Linked DNA regions of Homo sapiens: region 2 is linked to region 1. Evidence: chromatin loops called from intact Hi-C (ENCODE). Cell type or tissue: endothelial cell of umbilical vein. All regions are shown on one strand. Each heading gives the region's core, and the rest is flanking DNA. Links, peaks and the distances in the headings are about the cores only. Region 1 overlaps AHI1-DT (AHI1 divergent transcript). Region 2 overlaps AHI1-DT (AHI1 divergent transcript).

Evidence for each region. A loop is a pair of places that touch in the nucleus more often than their neighbours do. Peaks named below come from ENCODE experiments on the same cell type or tissue, not always from the same donor. Only the 100,000 strongest peaks of a DNase experiment are listed, where the experiment ranks them.
Region 2: a loop joins it to region 1, with 3 times the contacts of the local background. A loop is called at or near these places in 3 of 110 quality-filtered maps.

What each region holds. Positions count from the first base shown.
Region 1 is chr6:135,629,171-135,632,093 of GRCh38, forward strand. All of the region lies in intron 2 of AHI1-DT (AHI1 divergent transcript), which reads left to right. It overlaps LINC02524 (long intergenic non-protein coding RNA 2524), which reads right to left. Exons shown (of 3, transcript NR_183501.1): 2 at 787-1,263. Among named protein-coding and RNA genes, the nearest start is that of LINC02524, 4.0 kb to the right of the region's middle. In endothelial cell of umbilical vein, for the core only: no CTCF peak of the experiment used is centred there; a DNase peak (open chromatin) is centred at 1,811; H3K27ac peaks cover 1,560 bases.
Region 2 is chr6:135,567,353-135,570,275 of GRCh38, forward strand. The region is part of intron 2 of AHI1-DT (AHI1 divergent transcript); the gene reads left to right. Among named protein-coding and RNA genes, the nearest start is that of LINC02524, 66 kb to the right of the region's middle. RefSeq lists a silencer at 1,152-1,201. In endothelial cell of umbilical vein, for the core only: no CTCF peak of the experiment used is centred there; a DNase peak (open chromatin) is centred at 1,199.

The sequences.
Region 1 (2,923 bases), core at 253-2,752:
TTTTAATATGATGATTCAGGGTATTTTACTAGCCCACTTTCGAATTCTCTTCACCTAATCATTATAAAGACTCCTATGGCTGGTGATTCAGAGAGCTCACAAAGTCTAAATTGCATGTACAAAAGGATAAATGTAAAATTTTGCACTTAGCTTAAGAAACAAGTGGATGATGGGTAGGGAGAACAAGCTCAGTCACACTTTGCAGGAAAACAAAACAAAACAAAACATTGCATTAGGAATTTTAAAATTTAATCTTAACTGCCACAAGTCAACTGTGTGACTTTTGGCACAAGATCTTTTAAAACCTTAATTTCCTTATCTGAGAAAGAGGATGTTGGAAGAAGATCGTCTCTGAGGTTCTTCCTGGATTTAATTTTGTAGTTCTATGGCGTCGAGTTTTCTTTTAAGTACCAATTCATATGAAGCAATGTTGTGACATGTGATGCCAAAAATCTAATTCATTAGGAGAAATACAGAGACTAGATTATCCTACTGTATTCAGTGTAGTCGCTTCATTTGGCTGGACAATCAAGTTATGGTTGCCATATATTTTGAAGGATATTAAAAAAATTATAGGAGATCTAGAGGAAGTTGACTGAGGTGTTTATTATTGTAGAAACAATTGTATAGAAGAAAACATGAGATGAACTAGGGTTCATTAGCCCAGGCCAGAGAAGAAGGGGGCACTCAGTAACTTTCTTCCAGTATCCCCTCTCATAGCTCTAGATGGAAGGCTGTAGGAAGATTTTCCCTAAAGGCTACATAAAAAGAAATAAAAAGACAAACCTTCAAATAATTGCAGTGTTCCAGTAGTAAACTGGATTGCTTTGTGATGAAACGATTTCCCTCACAAGGATGATGTTCAGGCAAAAGTTGAAAGACCATCTCTGCAGGGAAAGCTGGATTTGATGATCTTGAGGGTCCCAGGCACTCACAGGTGCTTCCATCTTATGATTTGCTCAGTCTTGACATTAGTTTTGAAATTACAATAAAAACAAATTTATGTGCTAATATCAGAAGTGATAAATTTTTATGGCAAACTATTTTCTGATTAATCAGAAATAAAATATTATAATTGTCAAAACTCAGACAATTTCATTTAGTTCTATATAAAGAACTATTGAAAACAGCAACATGATCTGGAGGTTTTTACAGTTCCTCTTGCTCCTTGGCGTCTTTATCCTTCAAGAGCATTTCTCTGAGTGTATTTCTTTCACATCTAATTCTGTCTTGGTGCCTGCTTCTTGGAGAATCTGAGTTGACCTAGTAATAAACACACAATAAATATTAGCAATTTTCTCTTACTCTTTCCTCTGTGACTCAAAAGCAATTTGTTTTCTTCCTGTGAATAGTTTGTTTACTGTTGGTGGATATAGAATTAAAGTGAGTTAGAATTTTATGTTGTTTTTCCTAACGGAACCATGGAAACGTTCTTGCTGTTTGATAGTTACAAAATGCCTCCTGATTTTAGGCGGATAGTAACAATTTAGAATTGAATTGTAAACAGCATTTGGGACCAGAAAATCATTTTAATATGATGATTCAGGGTATTTTACTAGTAAAAATACTTAATATCACTTAGTATTTAGACTTCACATCTAACTGGACTAGATGACTATTTATGTGTAGACAGGACTTAGAGGCGGAACAGCAGGAGGAAATGTAGAAAGTCAAACACCTGGCTAGGGAAAAGTCCTTACGCTGTCTGGATTTGGTGTCAGCCTCCGCTCTGTCTCCACCACTAGCATTTCCAGCCAATGCATCCCTGATTACTCAAAGCCAAGCATTTCCTGCAGAGTAGCAGGAGGGATAGGAAACAGCATGTGCTTCCTGGTCTGGGAGGTGGCACAGGACTGCGGGGCAGCCAGTAATAGCAAACACCTAAAGCGGGAAAGGATTTGGTGACCCTGTGAACAGAACTTTGCTTTTCAGCAGAATGACACAATCATCTGTAGCATTTTAGTCTGGATTTAAGTCATAACTACTGAGAACACACTCACTGTAGAATCTTTGCTTTTGGGGCACCAGTGTAATAAGGTAGACAGGACTGATACTGACTTACTCAGGGGAGAGAAACAAAGATACACCCAGCTCTTCCGGAGCATGGGGTGCCCTTGGTGGAAATAAGCAAACATTATTTTTTTGCCCTGGGGTCAGTTAAGGTCATTCAGGAATCACTTCATTGAGAAGGACAGTCTTGAAGAGAGTCCAAGAGAAAAAGCATAAAGTTATGCTTTGAGTGGAGGGAAGGGTATAATCATTCCAGTTAAAGGGAATTGCTGTCGATCACAGCTCTGAAGCAGAGAGAATGATTTGTTAACCAGGGCCGTGAACTTAGGTTTACCTTTGAAGTTCTTAAACACTGTATAAAGCTGCATATTTTAAGAAGTAGAGTGAGCCTTAAATATTTAAATTATTTAAATGTGTATCTCTCTTGTAGGGCATGGGAAGAGGACCATAGTTTCTGTGGCCTCCCTAAGATGGCCTGCCACCTCTCCTGATGCTGGTGACTTCTTGTGATGGTGGGGCAATATTAAGTGTTTGAAAAAGGAAGAAGTTCTTATTCCCAAGTGAGAGACCATATAAACATAGAAATTAAAGACAAGGGATTTGGATGAGGTGTGGATATGAATTACAGTTTTATTTCTTGCTAGTCATGTCACCCTGGGAGAGTTACTTCATCTTTCTGAGCTTCAGTTTCCTTATGTAAAGGAATGGTGACAATATTAGCTCCTATCACAAAGGATTTTTGTGAGAATTCAGTGAGATGTGCCATGTACAATGTTTAGCACACAGTGCCAGAAATATTTTATGGGAGCACAGATTCAAAAATGACTAATTAGAGCAGTTACTGAGGCGTCTCAGTGCAACAGCTGTGTTTATTATTGAATTGCCTGCAAAAATGGGCACACATGGCTTTTTA
Region 2 (2,923 bases), core at 99-2,598, 62 kb before region 1:
CAACCAACCATTCTGCCAGCCCCAGAACTTTTCACATGCAACTTTTTCTCCCCATGGTTGGCAAGGGATCACTGTAATTATTTCAGGCATGAAAATAAGCATTTATACACTTACTTTTCATTACCTTAAGAAAAACTGAACAAGTAACTGGAAGCATTTTAATAAGTGTGGCAGGGCAAGGTATTAATAATTTACAGGAGCAATATCCCTGTACACAATCCCTTCCTCGCCCCATTGGAGTAGTCTTATCAGAAAAAAGAAAAAATAATAAGAGCTGATTATTCCCATGGAAGATTGTCCTGAGGGCATTTGTAAAGGTAAAACTTTGAAGCTGCAGTCTTGGCACCTGTAGTTGAGAAGATGTCTCACTGAAGGGACCTGGGACAGACCCATCTCTGATTCTCTATGGGCTGCTATGTTACCAGTTCTCAAAGATGGGGGAAGAGAATTGTGCTCAGGCTGAGTTCTGCACTCAAATGAGGAACGGTAAGATGGCAACCACAATGGAATAAGAACCTGCCCTCCCCCACCCTTTTTCTCTGGACCTTGTCAGCCCTAGGATCCTTGTAAAGTCCCTCCCTTGAAGGGAGTGGAAGTAAGTATGTACCAATGACTGATATTGATCAGCTGCTTTCCTACCTAGGTGAGCAAGGGCTCAGATTGCAGAGTAATTTGATATAGAAAACTAAATTGAACAATTCTAGCACCTTGTGTTATGCAGGAACTTATTCATGTTATATATGATGATGGATATTGCCTACCATTTTTTAATAAAATTGATTTCCACAAGACCTGTTTTTTTGGGGGGTTGGGTAGGGGGGCTTGATTTTTCCTACAGGAAGATGAGTCTTTCCCTGGATCAAGTGTGGGAGAAAGAGGGGAAGACCGTGGAACTGGTTCTGAGCAAAAGTGTAAGTTACACTATTATGGAAAAGATCTATGCACATTTTGAAACTCGAAGGTTTTCCAGAATTATTGAGTTTATACAAATTCTGTTTTTAAGGCTGAATTAGCAGCTATCAGAATCCATTACAATTTTTTTGTTTTCTTTTTCTTTTTCTTTTTTTCTATAATAGAATAGGCTTGCTGTTGAGGAAATGTGTGAAAATACCAGTGGGGGAGCAGATTTTTCTAACTGATTAAAATATGTGGAGCTGCTGCAATGATTTCCTCTGTGTTTCCTTTGGCTACAGATAATACCACAAAGCTAACTCAGTGACGCACATGGCCAGCTGATAACAGCTGACACATGTGAATCGAAAGCCAAGTGTGTATTATCAGAAAGTGAGTTAAAAACCCATAAAACTCCCCACTGTCTGACTTGAAAACATTCCTCTTGAAATTTTAATGACATGGTAGGTAATATTTTTAATTCTGCGTGCTAAAACACTTCCAGTGAAATCTGAGAGTAAAAGCATGTCCCTTTAATCAATATGAGCTAGATATACAACCTAAGTATTAATATATTCCTGCAATAGCAGGATTCCTGAGAATTGCGTAAAATTGGTATCATTCATTAGGATGTACAACTAAATATTGGACGATCTTGATTTGCCTTTTAAAATTTAATTTTAATATTGTAATCAAACATTGACAAAGTTAAAAAACTCCAACAGTACCATAGCTTTAAAAAGAAAACCAGCAGTCCTCTGCTAAAACCCTTCCCATCACAGATTCCTGTTCCCTGGAGATACTTTCAATTATTGTAGTCGTTATGTTTATTGTTTACTGTAATATTTTAAAATAATCTTATACTATTATTTCTTCAATTTTAATTCATAAAAATTATCTAATGACTTCATATTACTGAAGATATGAATTTTGGTCTCTTCTACTGCCCACTTCTCTGTTCACACTTTCCTTTTCCTATCCTTCCAATGCGACTTTTGATGAAATCAGTTTGGTACATTTTTCTTGGTTAAATTCCCTGCTTATTATGATTATTTAAACATAATTCACCACTGAGCCATAGTGAATTATGATCCTATTTCTTTCTTATACAGCTTTTCATTTTTCATACTAATTGCTTTTTGTCAAGTTTAGTCTTCTATGCAGCCATCATTAATTTATTCCCAAACTTCCCACAGGACTTCAGATCTTCTCTCATCTCTCAATATGTTAAAATACACCTAAAAGTTAAATAAAAAAATAAGCTAATAGGTACTAGGCTTAATACCTGTGTGACAAAATAATCTGCACAAGAAACCCCTATGACACAAGTTTAGCTACATAACAAATCTGCACATGTACCCCTGAACTTAGAATAAAAGTTAACTAAAAAAAAAAAGTCCACCAAATGTGGGCCATGAAGATGCGCAGCCCAGATCTCCTTACAGAGTCTGCTATAGGACACATGGGGATTGCCTTCAGTTGCTGCTCCTACAGCTGCTTAGAACATGCTTCCCCTAGGTTGTTCTCGGCCAATGACTGAACATGGCTGGGGTATTAGGGCCTAGTCCTGTCCTAGTACCAATGAACAACTTTTGTGTGGGACTCCCCTCTCCACTGGCCTGGCTACAACTTTCTCAGAACTGTGCTGTGGTCTGGGGCTTTTCTACCCAATCCTCCCTTCCCTCTCCTTTCAAAAGGTCATATCTGCAAACAGTTATCCCTGCCTAATCCTGGTCTGGCCCCCTTTATCCTTCACAGACATTCCCCCCAGTAAATTTCTTGCACATCCAATCTCATCTTGGCACCTGCTTCTCAAAACGGGGCCCTGAGAGGAGTCTGAGAAAGCAGGCTCTAAGATGGACATGTGGATTGGCTTACTCTTTGCCCTGATGGTGGTAAGGAGGACCCCATCCTGAGAGTAATATGAGGTCAATGGAACCTGGTACAGTTGGAGGCTCAATTACTTAAATCTCACTTGTGGTGATTTGGGAAAACAGCCAGAGGGCTGATGATTGCTAAGTTATATTGATGT